Regions from separate parts of the Homo sapiens genome. Here region 2 is linked to region 1. A link is an interaction called in ENCODE POLR2A ChIA-PET data of the cell type or tissue named here. Cell type or tissue: PC-3. All regions are shown on one strand.

Region 1 (8,000 bases):
ACAATGAGTTAGAGCTGCAGTTTTATTTCTTAGAATTTTTGATCTTGTAGGAAAAGAATAACTAAGCACTTTCATTTCTTCAAATTTTTCAAAATTATTCAGGAGAATTTGTCTTCATCTATTCTTTTCTACAATGATCCTAGAGAATTTCTTATCCATATATTCAGTTTGGTTATGGATTTATTTGCTAACCTGATAGGTAGTGTTATCATGGTTTTGTTTTCATAAATGTAATCGATGTCCTAGCTTATTTTATAAAGAGATATATTTCAAATTGAATAAAATAGTTGTTATCACAATCATTGACCCATTATGTTGAATTTCTATAAGTCTCCAATAAGAGAGAATGAATTTTTAAAAATTAGTTCTATAAACTTGTTGAAATTGGAAATTATATCCCTTAATATAATCAATTTATATCTAATAGGACTCTAAATATTTTCTACATAATATAAAATAGTCCATAAGATGGAGTATTTTATGAAACACTTTCTAAATTTTCATTTATATTAAATGCAAAAATATATTAGAGAATAGATGTTTGTTTTACAAGTTATAATAAACACACTAACTAACTATAAAAGCTATCAGGTCAGCTAAATGAGTGAATATGTTTAAGATATTGCTAAGTAATATGTTTGACTCTCCCTTCTACAACTTTCATATGTAAAACAGTTACTCAGATCTTAATGCCACAATATTTTTTCTATCCATCATCTTTTTTTCAATTGCCTTTGCCATTCTGTCAGTTCAGATCCTTAAACTCTCTCCCCTACCTCCGTTTTCTCTCCCCCTCATTTTCAGATTCACCTCATTTTCCTACTCATTTTCAGATTTACTACAAAGCAGAGCTTTGAGCATTCCAGAAATATATGTCTGAACTTTTCAAAAACCTTCAATTATTCTACACCATTTCCTAATTAATTGAGTAGCTCCCCTCAGTTTGGCATTTAAAGTAGTCCTAAATGTGGCCTCAAGTCATCTCTGACACAGTAATTCTTTCTTAATCATTGATCATCATTGATAAAAATGTACATATTCATATATATGCAGAGTTCTATATAATTTCATGGAGTTTACAAAATCTTTCTCTACAAGTCTTACAGAAATACCCGCCTGCTCTACACATGTCCATCCTGCCATTCTGCCACACATACATACCTAACATTCCAACCACATTTGACGACAAGCAACTTGAGGACAGACATGGTGTTTTCTGCAAGATACACGTTCACATGAACCCTATGATACTATCCAAATGTCTCCACTGAGTAGCTTGGCCCCTGGAATGTCTTCCCTGAGGTTTTCAGAATGTTTGCCTTCCCTTTATCTGTCCCTGTTATCTGTTACCTGGATAAGTTGGGAGGCATTTGGGGAAGATAAATGTCATTTTTCAGATTTCAGCCACTACTAACTATTCTTGCTAAAGTAAATTCTTTTGTTATAGTGGAAAATAATTTTTACTAATGAACTTGGACTGTCCCTACCTTGATTAATACAGGCTTCATTTGTGTTTAAATTTGATGTCTATTTGATTCACGTCAGCTCAAAACGTGTTTTCTAAATTTATATTTTTCAGGTTTCTTGAGTACAGGCGATCAGGCTGCAAAGGGGAACTATGGACTCCTTGATCTCATACAAGCTTTAAGATGGACTAGTGAAAACATTGGATTCTTTGGTGGTGACCCCTTAAGAATCACTGTTTTTGGATCTGGTGCTGGGGGTTCATGTGTCAACCTGCTGACTTTATCCCATTATTCTGAAGGTAACCGTTGGAGCAATTCAACCAAAGGTATTATGCAAGGTTGCAAATTTTGACAATTTTGGTGTCTGCATGCCACCACCATCAGTAGTATGTGATGCTCTGTATATTTCTCTGTTCAAACTGAGTGTTAGGTTGAACTCAATAGTTTAAAGCTTTGTTTCTTCAGTTTTTCTGTGCATGTTTAAATTTTCGTCAAACTCTTTTCTTTGTCTCCTGTGGAGCTTGGTAAGGATGCCCTTTCAAGCACACTTCAGAATAGTTAGCATTACAGTTACTCTTCTTTCCTTTAAAGGGTGATTTGAAGAAAAAATCAGACAAAGACGTTCTACAGTTTTGTCATCTTTGTTTATTCAGTGATCAAAATCAAAGATGAGACTTTTTACATGCAGGGATTGTATATAATCTATTTTCAAGACAATAGACATTTTAAACCCTTTATTAGTATGAAGCTAACGAAGCGGTCATAAGCTAGTTTGTCTGAAAACATGTGATTTCACTTGTTGTCTGAGTACAGAATGGATTGTTGATTATTTCGCATGCATGATCCAAAATTGTCAAAGCATCAAGGTCACTGGTAGAGCTTTTGATTAAAAAGAAAAATACATTTGATTCAGTGTTTTTTCTATTTTTAACTCCAAAAGCATTATTTTTCCCCCTAAACTTGGCAAGGCAGCATGGAGTATTGAGGCTGCTGAAATCCATGAAATATTTTTCTCGTTTCCATTTTCTGGCTTTGACATATTTTTTCCCAAGTGCCTGTCTGTCCAAGGCTTACCATGTTGTTCTTTATGAACTCCATCTCCATTTTACCATGCATAGAATCACCCATTCCAACTGCATTATTAATTTGAAATTTCACAAGAACAGAAGAGTATTGTTGGAGAAATTTGCAAAGCAAATACTTTTTCTGCATTATTTATGTATGATAGGAAGACAGATAATATATAAAAACGTACACCATCTTTCTTTTAATTTCTGATCTTTTATTGTCATTTTATATCCAAGAAAAAAGTATACACTGTCAAGTATAATTCATGAAGTGTTTTAATTTGTAAGGTTGAGTTTTGTGATAGGAGCACCAAACATATGGTATTTGTTTTCAGTATCAAAAACACATGAATGTTGAATTTCAAAAGAACAGCCAGTCATTAAATGAATCCATGTATTTGGAGAATCATATATAGACTCAATTTATTAACATAGTTTACATAACATTTCATTTATATTAGTAAAATTCTGATTCAAGGTGACAAAATAACACAGATGAACATTTCCAAGAGAGATTTCATCTGTAAAGAAATGGCTTCTTTTGAAATAATAAACTTAGTGTTTCTTTAATTAAACAGATTAGATTGTTCTAATCTCAGTATTTTTACTAATGCCACTATGTAGCTAAAGCAACACTAAGCCACCTCTATAGGTTTCTCAGGGTCGCTTGCTCAAAAATTGACGTGAAAGCCACCTTTAGCTAGTATCAAACGGGCATTGGTTTAAGAGATGAGTCAGTTAGTTCATCAGCTAACACTGCCAGTCATCAACTGATGGCATGGTAAACAGTAGGAAATGGTTATGCAAACAGTTGAAAATACAACATTTTATTATACACTTCAGGGAAATCTGTCTATCCCTGGAAAAAGACATCAACTTAGGTTTGGCCTAAACCTGTCTCCAAACTAAGCTGCCTGATTTTACCAGGAGATGCTGAAAAAAATCTCTTGAAATCATCAAGCTGATTCTGCCTCCAATGGAGCTATAAACTTTAAAGGCAATAAATCCCACAATGCTCAGGCCTGGATATACCATGAGTCAACCCCATCTTGCATCCACATAAGAGGCAATTTCACTAATATGATAAAACAAACATACATTTTTCCCATATTTTAGGAATCTAGGTGGCATATTTTAGGACATATTGGACATGATGTGCCTTTCCTTCTCAATCTTTTTCGGTATATTTAGTTAATGTTGAGTCCCTGAGATGGGAAATAATATTATAGAAATCACCAGGTGCATTTTAGTTACACAATTTTTATTTATTAAAATATTTTCCTGAGCAAATGTTGATAAACAGCTACATAATTTTAAAAATTATCTGTATTTGTATCATTTGCTCTAGCATACTTTGTTCTAGTAAACTAAAAAATACTTATAAAGATGTCAGAAAACCAAAACAAATGTATATTAATACTGTTAGATTTTTTTAATATCTTCAGAATTATATAGGAACATGTTACAGACATGTTGAATATATAGGCATATTAGGTTAAGAAAAATCTAAAACTTTCCTTCTAATTCAGACAGTGCTTCAACACCTTTGTGAAAAGAGTTTTTATCTCATTAATACATATGAATAATTAAGCATGTTTTTAAATAACTGAAGCACAAAGCTGTATTTGGAAATTGATAAAATTGATAATAAATTTAAATATGTAAAAGAAAATAAACTATATTTTTAAAACAGGAATTTTATCCGAAAAATACCTTAATGAGAAGATAAAGTGTGTTTGTAAATTTGAATGACATGCAGCACTTAACTGCATATGGAACCATCATTTACAATTCTTAAATGCAATTAAAAAGCAGTGGACCATGTGCTTTTCATCTTTTATGATAAAAACAGTAGTGTACATTCAACAGCGGCAAAAGTTAAATCACCCCACACTAAATCTTTCTGCTGATGGTTTTTTCTTTAACCTAGTGAAAACACTTCAAAGGTTATGTCTTCTTCTGAAAGATGAATATTCAGAATACTATGTCTGACATGAAGATCTGGAAAGAGTATGTCTAAAGTGATATTCTGTTTTGTGTGAATTCAGGGCCAACCCCAGGGTATAAACAAACAGCCAGCCCCAGTCATTGTATGAGCCTTCAAGAATTCTTTTTCAAATAACATCTGTTTAAAACAAATATAGAGAACCATTTTGAAGGAAGATGGACACAGCCAAACTGGAGGAAATATTCCAAACAGACAATGTAGAGTCTGTTGGAGAGTTAAATAGGAGAAGATTGGCCCCATCTGGTTAATGTTGATGATAATATACGTATTTACACACTCATTGAAGAACATATTTGGGACTTTTTACCACTACATCGTCTCCTTTTCTTCTTGCCTACTACCTCTTTGAGGCTTCTTGATCCCTAAAGCAGGTGCCACTCAAAGCACAAGACTTAGATCCACCTCTCTAATCCATTATACCCTGCGGTTGGCTTTGTGTACTTCCCTTAAGAAAAATATCTCTAACTCCCTGTTTCTTGAGCTGTATCTGGGTTTTTATATACATGTCTAAAATATCAGATGTTATTGTTTTACCACAACATTACCCAAAGATCATCTAAAATTCTTTGTTGATTTTCCCATAGGACTTTTTCAACGAGCAATAGCTCAAAGTGGAACAGCCCTTTCCAGCTGGGCTGTTAGTTTTCAACCTGCAAAATATGCTAGAATGTTGGCCACAAAAGTTGGTTGCAATGTTTCAGATACAGTAGAGTTAGTGGAATGCCTACAGAAGAAGCCTTACAAAGAACTTGTTGACCAAGATATTCAACCAGCTCGATACCACATAGCCTTTGGACCTGTGATTGATGGTGATGTAATACCAGACGACCCCCAGATATTGATGGAGCAAGGAGAGTTTCTCAACTATGATATAATGTTAGGAGTGAACCAAGGGGAAGGGTTAAAATTTGTTGAAAATATAGTAGATAGCGATGATGGTATATCAGCTAGTGATTTTGACTTTGCTGTTTCAAATTTTGTTGATAATTTATATGGATATCCTGAAGGCAAAGATGTTTTGAGAGAAACCATTAAGTTCATGTATACTGACTGGGCTGACCGTCATAACCCTGAAACCAGAAGAAAGACATTACTGGCTTTGTTTACGGACCATCAGTGGGTGGCACCAGCTGTAGCCACAGCGGATCTTCACTCAAACTTTGGTTCACCTACGTACTTCTATGCCTTTTACCATCATTGCCAAACAGATCAGGTTCCAGCTTGGGCTGATGCAGCCCACGGAGACGAGGTTCCCTATGTACTGGGAATCCCCATGATTGGCCCTACAGAGTTATTTCCTTGCAATTTCTCCAAAAATGATGTGATGCTGAGTGCAGTTGTAATGACATACTGGACAAATTTTGCTAAAACTGGGTATGTACCTAAGGAATGAAGTTTATTTTTAATAAAAATGTTATTTTAACCATTTTAAAATAATAGATATTTATGCCCAGATAATGTCATATTGGATTAATACCTGCAAGATATTACATTCCTTTATTCAAAATTAATTCTATATTATGGTGTTTTTAAAAGTCATTGCTTTATTATTTCTGGTGTTTTAGAAGCTTGTTAAGAAAGCACATATCTCAATTGCATTACTTAATTACATCTGCTTTTGGTTTTTGAATTATACAAGACTTGTTATTGTTCAGCAGTAATAAATATTATTTTATAGTGCTTTGTCATTCACAACACTCTTTAATCCTTCCAACTACCTTTCTGAATCTCGCAGATCAGGTACTATTAATCCCACTTTACAAGAAGGAGACCTGAGGCTCTGTGAGTGTCATAGAGATGTTCACATGTCTGGTATATAGCAGAGCCTAGGCTCAAACCTTCATCTGCTAATTTAAAATCAAAAATCCTTTCCACTATTCCATGTCATCTCTGCTAGCTTGCCTATGAGACAACTCATACGTATGTGAGTATTTAAATAATTCTTTAAAATCTTTGGGTAGATAGCAGCCCATCTCAGGATAAGCAGAGAGAACAAGAATGTGAGACTTACTTGCCTTCCATTATCACCCATCTAACAATATGCCTGCTAGGAGATTTATATTTCTAAATTGACCCAAATTAATGTTAAAACACAATCTAAAGCATTGCTGAGTCATCTATTTAATTATTAGATGTTAAAGTAGTGTGATTTTAAGTAAAAAATAAAATAGCTTTATTCTCATAATTTATCTTTTCCTTCTTAGTGACCCAAATCAACCAGTCCCTCAAGACACGAAATTCATTCATACCAAACCCAACCGTTTTGAAGAAGTAGCATGGACCAGATATTCCCAGAAAGACCAACTTTATCTCCATATTGGATTAAAACCAAGAGTTAAAGAACATTACAGAGCCAATAAGGTGAACCTCTGGTTGGAGTTGGTACCTCATCTGCATAATCTCAATGACATTTCTCAGTATACCTCTACAACAACTAAAGTGCCATCAACTGACATCACTTTCAGACCTACGAGAAAAAATTCTGTACCTGTCACGTCAGCCTTTCCCACTGCCAAGCAGGATGATCCCAAACAACAACCAAGTCCATTTTCAGTGGATCAAAGGGACTACTCAACAGAGCTGAGTGTCACTATTGCAGTTGGAGCATCACTGCTGTTTCTGAACATCTTGGCCTTTGCAGCCCTGTACTACAAAAAGGATAAGAGGAGACATGATGTTCACAGGAGATGCAGCCCTCAGCGCACTACTACCAATGATCTAACCCATGCACAAGAAGAGGAAATCATGTCCCTCCAAATGAAGCACACTGATTTGGATCATGAATGTGAGTCCATTCATCCACATGAGGTGGTTCTTCGGACCGCCTGTCCCCCAGATTACACACTAGCTATGAGGAGGTCACCTGATGATGTTCCCTTAATGACACCCAACACCATTACAATGATTCCCAACACTATACCAGGGATTCAGCCCTTACACACATTCAATACATTTACTGGAGGACAGAACAATACTCTGCCCCATCCCCATCCCCACCCCCATTCACATTCAACAACCAGGGTATAGCCAGATAAGAGAAACAAACTATTTTTTTTGATGGATTGCAGTAAACGATCACTGAAGATTCCTTGGCTTTCAACCTACAAGACTTACTATTTAAATAAGGAGGAATATTATGTGAATATACATATCAAGAACTTTGGGGGTTTTGAAAAAAATGAATTGTATATATACAAATCAACTTTAAAAACAAATTTCAATTGCTTGAAGCAATTGTTCTGAATGATACTTTTTCATTCACATTCAAGAATTAATTTTTTGAAGATTTAAGTTACATAATGGAATTAGGCATGTGGAACACCAAACAGGAAAGAACTATGTCTGAAATATAAAAAATAAAAATAAAAAAACAACTATGAATATGCACAAGGGACACACCAGTGGAATGTCAGATAATTTTCACCAGTTTTTATTTGGAGCCGTTTTATTGTGTAGACC
Region 2 (8,000 bases), 57 kb after region 1:
AGTTAAATGGAGCATTACTCATCTTGATGATAATAGAGACTGGGGATTTTTTAATACTGTATATCTTCATCTGGACTGCAGATACGATGCCAGATAGACAGATACATAGATAGATAGATATCAATTTTTACTTTATAGATGTACAAGTACCTATCTCAGCAGAAGAGGTGGTTACTGTCAAAAGTTGTTTCTCCCATTATTCATTCAGAAATATTTGTTGATCATCTATTGTATGCGTGGTACTACTATAGGCTCTAGGAATAGAGCAGATAAATAGCCATCTATCATAGAGTTTAAGTGCTATGTAGTGATAGGACTATAAAGAAAAATAAATCTGGATACGAAAAGCAAGAATGATAGTGGCAGAAAGATGTTATTTTAGAGAGAGTGGTCACGACAGTTGTCTCTGATAGGTGATGTTGGGTAGTGATATGAGCAAGTAATACACTTCCAGGCAAAAAGAACAGTAAATGCAAAGGTTATGAGGAGGGGTAGTGCTTGTCTTGCTTCAGGAATAACAAGAAAGCCAGTTGAGAGGGAAAGAGGAAGAGCAAGAACGCTACTTTAGAGTAAGCAAGATGGAGAGTAGAAGGAAATGAGGTCAGTAAGTTAGAGGACCTGATCATAGGACTTGGTTGCCATGGAAGAAGCTGTATATTTCTTCTTCCTCTTTTTTTTTTTTTTCTAAGAGTTTCGCTTTGTTGCCCAATGTGGAGTGCAATGATGGGATCTCGGCTCACTGCAACCTCTGCTTCCTGAGTTCCAGTGATTTTCATGCCTCAGCCTCTTGAGTAGGTGAAACTACAGGCACATGCCACCACCTGGCTAATTTTTGTATTTTTAGTAGAGATAGTTTTTTGCCATATTGGTCAGGCTGGTCTTGAACTACTGGGCTCAAGTGATCCACCCACCTCAGCTTCCCAAAGTACTGTGATTACAGGCGTGAGCCACTACACCCGGTCAAAGTTGTAGATTTCATTCTGAATAACATGGGAAGTCCCTGAAGAGCTTGGGGATAGGGAAGTGATAGGAGCCGACACATGTTACTAAAGAAATAACACTGGTACCTGTGTGAAAAGCCACTGCTTTTTGAAATTTTGAAATCATGTTTTTTCAGCTTTTCAATATCTATCTCCCTATGTCAATTATTGTCTCAATCCTATATGTGCTGCCTTTCTCATGGGCTTCTTCTCAACAGGTCACACATTCAAATGGGGTAACTGAAGAATATTTAATGAAGGAATTGTATGTAAGAACATGAGCAGAGTAAAGGAAAACCAACAAAAGAAAGAAATACTCCCTGGTCCCCACCCATAGGCATGAAAGAATAAATAAATGGGACTATGCAAACTCACAAGCTTCTGCATAGCAAAGGAAGCAATTAACAGAGTGAAAAGACAACCTACAGAACAGGAGAAAATATTTGCAAGCTAGTCATCTGACAGGGGATTAATATCCAGAATATACAAAGAACTCAAACATCTCTACAGCAAAAAACAAACAAACAAACAAACAAAAAAGTAAAACACCCAAACAATCCAATTTAAAAATGGCCAAATGATCTGAACTGATATTTCTCAAAAGAAGACATACATCAGGCCAAAAAATGCATTTAAAAATGTTCAGTATCACTCATCATCAGGGAACTGCAAATCAACACAACAATGTGGTATCATCTTACCCCATTTAGGATGGCAATTATCAAAAATAAAATAAAATAACCACAGGGGCTTGTGCCTTAGTCCCAGCTACTCAGGAGGCTGAAGCTGGAGGATTGCTGGAGCTCAGGGGCTCAAGGCTGCAGTGAGCCATGATCATGCTACTGCAGTCCAGCCTGGGTGACAGAGCAAGATTCTGTCTCTAAAAATACAAATAAAAAAGACAGAAAATAACAAAGGCTGATGACGAGGATGTGGAGAAAATGAAACTCTTGTACACTATTGGTGGAATATAAGTTGTTACAGCCACTATGGAGAACAGTGTGAAGGTTCCTCAAAAACTACAAATAGAACTACCATATGACCCAGCAATGCAACTACTGGACATCTATTCAAAGGAAAGAAAATCGGTATATTAAAGAGAAATCTGCACCCCTATGTTTATTGCAGCACTACTCACAGTAGCCAAGATATGAAATCAACATAGATGTCCAACAACAGATGAATTAAGAAAGAATATTTGGTATATACAAACAATAGAATACTATTCAGCCATAAACAAAAAAAATCTTGTCATTTGCGGCAACATGGATGGAACTGGAGATCACTACCTTAAGGGAAATAAGCCAGGAACCAAAAATTAAATACTTCATATTCTCACTCACATGTGGAAGAAAAAAAAAAAAAAACAAAACTAAAAAACAATACCCACCGGTCTCATAGAAATGAAAAGTAGAGCAAAGAACACTAGAGGGATACAGAGAGATTTATAAAAAGATACAAAATTATAGCTAGATAAAAGGAATAACTTCTAGTGTTCTACGCAACTTTAGGATGCATATAGTTAACAATAATATAGTTTTGAATATTTAGAAGGAGGATATTGAATGTTCCTAACACAAAGAAGTGATAAATATTTAAAATGATGGATATGCTATTTACCCTAATCTGATTACTACACATTGCATGTATTGAAACATCACTATGTATCCTCAAAATATGTACAATTATTAGGCATCAATTAAAAATAAAGTATAAAAATTAAAAAAATAAATCTCTCTACTCAATTCCCTGAATCTCTCAAATCAATCCTTCTTACCATCCCTATAAATATTGCTTTGATTTATGTCATTTTCTAATAGCAGCCTTTATATATTAAATACTACATTAATCTCTTTTAAGTAATTATGTTATCTCACTTAATCCTCATAAAAGGTATGTGACAGGGTCTTCATTTAGATTTTAAAATAGAGAATGTGAAAGGTCTTATGTCAAAAGAAGTGAGGTAATGGGGCAGAAAAGCCAATGCCAATATCCTGGTTGATCCTACAGGCAACAGACGCTGGTATATTGGAGAAATCAACAGAATGCATCCAAGAAGTGCCCATCTGAAATATAAGAGTTTGAGATGTTTATTTATAGCTGCCGTCCCCATTGTTAGACAGTTGGCCCTGGACCATATTTTCATTTGTTGAGAGGCACCCATGGCCCAGGGACAGAAGGAGAAAAGATACACAGCACACACTTGAATTGGAACAATGCCTGAGAAAGGTGAGTCTAAGCTTACTTGGAATTATTCACCACAGCTGCAACTAAATCCAATGTAAACCAAGAAGAGATGACACAGAGCACCAAAGACATCTGCTACTGTTAAAAAAAAGTAAAGCTTTGAGAGGTAACACAGGTTGCAAAGTAACCAAGCTAGAATTTAAATCTAGGTCTGTCTGACTCCAAAGCCTATACTTTTAATTACTATGTGCAAGAAGTTTCAGCCAAGTATAAAATTAGAGGACACAGTTCCCAAGACTGCCCCGAATTTTGACACCAACTATAAGTTGAGGAGGGGACTGGGATGGGTAGCATTCACAAAACCCTGTTCAGTTTCAATATTTCTCTGAAAAGACTCATAAAACTCTCCGAAACCTGTTATACTCATGGTTATGATTCATTACAGGAAAAGGATATAGATTAAAATCAGCTAAAGGAAGAGAGGCATAGGGCAGAGTCAAGGTAAGTTCCAAATGTGACCTGTCATTGTCCTCTTCCGATGGAGTCAGGATGCATTGCTCTCCTGGCATCAGTGTATGACAAAATGCATGAAGCACTGCCAACCAGGGAAACTCACCCAAGTCTTAGCATGCAGAATTCTTACTAGAGCACCATCACTAAGGCATTTTTGATTGATTGATTGATTGATTGATTGCCCATTTGGTTAATCTTAGCCTCCAGGTTGACTGATATCACATAACCCAAAACTCCTACCCAAAATGATAGGGTTGGTCTTTCTTACAAAGCCAATCACTACCCTAAGACTATTGGGCGTGTCTGGCCCCACCCTAAGATCTGGTGAGCTAGTCCCCACCCTGAAAAATGGGCGTTAGAGAGTTGGCCCTGGGCCATTTTTGCATGATAATCCTGAACAAAGATAATCCTACCAGGTTTGACATGTATTACCTCCCAGAAGCTGAAGACAAGATCTCTCTGTGGGCAAGACCAAATTCTTTGCTATACACTACTAAATATAACATGAAGCATGGCATTATATAATATAGATCTGATTGTGTCTCTCCCCTCCTTGAATATCTTCAATGCTTCCCATCACATTTATGGTGAGATCCCTTCTTTTGGTATGGCATCCTTGGCAGCTCAGGATAGTCTCCTGTCTATATTTCCAATCCCATACTTTGCAATCCTGTTTGTATCCTACAGTCCTGCCAAGCCACTGGCACTTCCACAATTACCCTTCCCTGCTGTCATCAGGGAAATAAAAATATGTGACAACACTTTCTCTACCAAAAAAATAGTTATTCTTTTTTCCTTTTAGTAGGCAAATAGATTAAGACAAGGTCCTGGGACCTATGGGTGTATGTGTGGATGAGTTGTTCCTTGATGAAACTGTCATTTGAAGAGGAAAGTAAATGTGATAGAATAGGAGAGAAGGAGGGATATACTGCAATTAGCCAGGTGAGTAGCAGAAGTAAGATTAAGGCTCATCATCTCTTCCTTCATTTGGAGCAGAGGTGGAATGCTCAAAACTCCATCAAAACCCATGCATGGCCCTTTCTTGCCTCAGGACTTCTACACATGCAGTAAGTTCTTCCAAGAGAGTAAATGTGCGTGTACACACACACATACACACACACACACACACAGCCATGTTTCAAGACCCAACACAGAATGTCTTTCTTGACAATTATTGTTCCCCTCCCTCCTTTCCCTGTTTATTGCACAATACTCCCAAACAGTTATTGAGGTGCATTATTACTGTTTATTTGTGTATTCTTCCCATGGTTATAAGCTCTATGAGAAAAATAAATCATACTTATACCTTTGTATCTTTATCATCTACTACAGGGCCCAACAACATTGAGATAAAAATCTATAGACTAGATGGGCAAATGAAGGAAGAAAGGGAGAGAGACAGGAAAGAACAAAAAAAATGGGAGGGAGAGATGGAGGGAGGGACGTTCAAGTTCACTTGGTTTTAGATATGCTGAGGAGGAGTTAATGCCAAGTTTAATAAAATACTACACCTAAAACCCCCAATTCTCATCCCCCAAGCAGCAACTCTGTTTCTGATGGCAGAGTTTAGTTAGCTCAAGGATAACACACAGCATAAGCTGAATGACATTAAACTGCTCATGGGTTCATGCCCACACCAATTCCCTCTGCAGGGAGATAACATTTCTGTAGTCTTCTACAGTACTTTTAGAATCTCTCTAGGCTATGGCAGCAACAGATTTAGTAGACAAGTGGGAACTAGAAGCACATCACATGAACTGAACTGGAAAATGTCCTGGCCAATTAACAGCCAATGTCTCTGGCAATTAACAAACAGCCTGGGAACAAAGACTATCTCTGTTGTTATGCTCAGTCTTGGAATGTTTATTGTCTCTTCATGTCTTGGTTTTATAGTTTCAACATTTGAAAGATGTATATTCCACTTTTTCAGTAGTTTGTAAGCTCCCTTGAGGATCCAAACTCATTGAATATGCTTTTTTATTCACACAACACCTAGCATAGTATTTGACTCAAAGTAATAATGCTGTAAATATTTTAAAATAAATTTAAAAACTTTATTCCAAGCCTGACGCTACAGATTAAGTCTCCAGCTACCAGGGTTCCACAGCATGACATGGGTGTACAAATTAAATAGTGTAGTTAGGCAATTCTATATACTTTTTAGTTGCATTTATCAAAATAAAAACTGTTAATGTTAGGTTTGTATTAGGAAAGGGTGTTGGGAAATAATTTCATTCAATTCTCTCCTTTTCAGATAGGAAACCTGTTATATTGTCTTGTGTAACATGCTAGTTAGAAATATGACAAGACTATAATCAGAAGCCAGCTCTATAGACTCTTAGTCTAGTGCTCCCTTTATTAATAGCAAGTCTTCTCTCATTACTTCTTTCTAGTAACAAAGACAACAGAGTGTTTTTATTATAATATTTATAAAACATAAAGTACTTTGGTATATTTTGGTAGCATTCTCACTAACACACATCGAGCAGCCTAAATGTGTGTTAACTGAGATTCAAGAGCCATTTTTGATGGTTTGTCTTCAATCAACCCCTCCATTCTATCCTCTTGAAAGAAGAGAGACCATCAGCCACGGTCACTCTTTACTTCTGATTCCCTGTCTGCACACTTGCCCACATCCATGGGCAGCAGGATTGTTTCCTCTTTGTTAGCCTTAGAGAAGGAGGTGTTTCCCCCTTTTCAAGGCCAAGCCTTCGTCATGGCACATTTTTCAATTCTCATCAATATTCTGGAGATTTGCTCCATAGTCTACTCTCTTTCTCTCCTGAATCTTAGACCTCTTTCTAGCTACTATCGTCATAAGCAGATTCAAGTGTCTTCCATCTAAAGCCTCCCAACCCAATGTATTTGAATAAGTGCTTCCAAATTCTATTCTCCCTTTCTTGTTCAAATATCTTGAAAGAATATGCTCAGTCTCAATTTGTTAGATTCAATCATTTCTTGTCTCATTGCAATCTGCCCTCTAAGCAAGGTTTCAAATTGCTTCCTAATTATGAAATGCAAGAGAAATTTCCACTCTAATGTTTCTCTCTCACTTCCTTTTCAAAACAACTCCTATTCTTTCAGTTTCCATGACTCTGCACTCATTTGATCTTGTGAAATATTTCTGCTTATATTTTCTGTTTTCTGTGCGGGTTCCTCTTCTGCTTACTCTATAAAATGTCAGTTACCGAAGGAAGTATAATCGTGGTTTCAAGTACCAATATATACCGATGGCCAAAAAATCTGTTTTTGCAGCTCAAATAGCTCTGGCATTCAGATACATATGTTTATGTTCCTTTTCATGGGTTCCATCTCCATAGCTGATAAGTGCCATAAATTCAATATCAAAACTCAATTCCACATCTTTGACCTGATTCTCCAACTACACATAGAACCACCAAAATACTATATGTTGGATTGAAAGAATTCTATCAGCTAAAATTCGAGGTCATATTGTTACAAGGTGAATTTAAAAGTCATGTTATAAAATTGCAATAGGCACAAAAATAAAGATAGTGAAAAATATAGTGAACCATACCCTGACTGTGAAAGCCTCAAATAATCACAAGGCACTCACTTCCCGACTACTCCCTGCTCCGTGTTCTTCCTCCCATTTGGTTCCTCCCTCAGTCTTTCTCTGATTAACATTTGGGTCTCAGAGGAAGATTGGAAGCAATCACAAATACCATTATTTCCAAATTTGTGCCAGGGAGCAATTTTACTGAGTTTTCTATCTTACCTAATAGAACTGTCATGAACATGATCACTTAGACTAAAAATTTAGGATTGATTCTTAAACCCTCCTTCCATTACCCTCTATATCCAACTAATCACCAGGTCTTGAAAATTGTGATTCTTAAAAATTCCTTGAACTTACACAGTGTCTCCATGTTACTTAATCCAGACTTTAATTTCTTTCTGGGCTACCCAAACAACTTTTTGTCAGGTCACTGTACTTCCAGGCTTGTCCCATTCCAACTTTAGAAATGAGATTGCAGAGGAATTTTAAGGTGCTGCGCCACATCCCACAATGTCCCTTGTGATTTCAAAATATGCCAGTATTGTTCATGTCTCTGCTATTTGTTACTGCAGCTTCCTCTGCTTAGAGTCCTCTACTAACTCATGGTCTGCCTGGCAGTCACCCATTAATCTGTTTGGCTTCAGCTCTAATTTCATCTATGAAGATATCTCTGTCCTGTCCCTTCTGTTTTTTCCCCAACAAATTTAATTGACCATGCCCTGTTTTTTTAAATTATACTTTATATGTATGCATGTGTCTTTTATTTATTTACTTATTTATTTTTATTTATTTATTTTTTT

Evidence for each region. Peaks named below come from ENCODE experiments on the same cell type or tissue, not always from the same donor. Only the 100,000 strongest peaks of a DNase experiment are listed, where the experiment ranks them.
Region 2: POLR2A ChIA-PET joins it to region 1 with 7 read pairs; 3 of 35 experiments call an interaction of 5 or more read pairs at or near these places.

The regions. Positions count from the first base shown.
Region 1 is chr3:174,273,736-174,281,735 of GRCh38, forward strand. NLGN1 (neuroligin 1) reads left to right here. Exons shown (of 7, transcript NM_001365925.2): 5 at 1,580-1,792; 6 at 5,126-5,915; 7 at 6,746-8,000. The coding sequence ends at 7,568. Among named protein-coding and RNA genes, the nearest start is that of NLGN1-AS1, 360 kb to the left of the region's middle. In PC-3, no CTCF peak of the experiment used is centred here; no DNase peak of the experiment used is centred here; H3K27ac peaks cover 367 bases.
Region 2 is chr3:174,330,645-174,338,644 of GRCh38, forward strand. No RefSeq gene overlaps it. Among named protein-coding and RNA genes, the nearest start is that of NLGN1-AS1, 410 kb to the left of the region's middle. In PC-3, no CTCF peak of the experiment used is centred here; DNase peaks (open chromatin) are centred at 3,187 and 3,697; H3K4me3 peaks cover 337 bases; H3K27ac peaks cover 1,918 bases.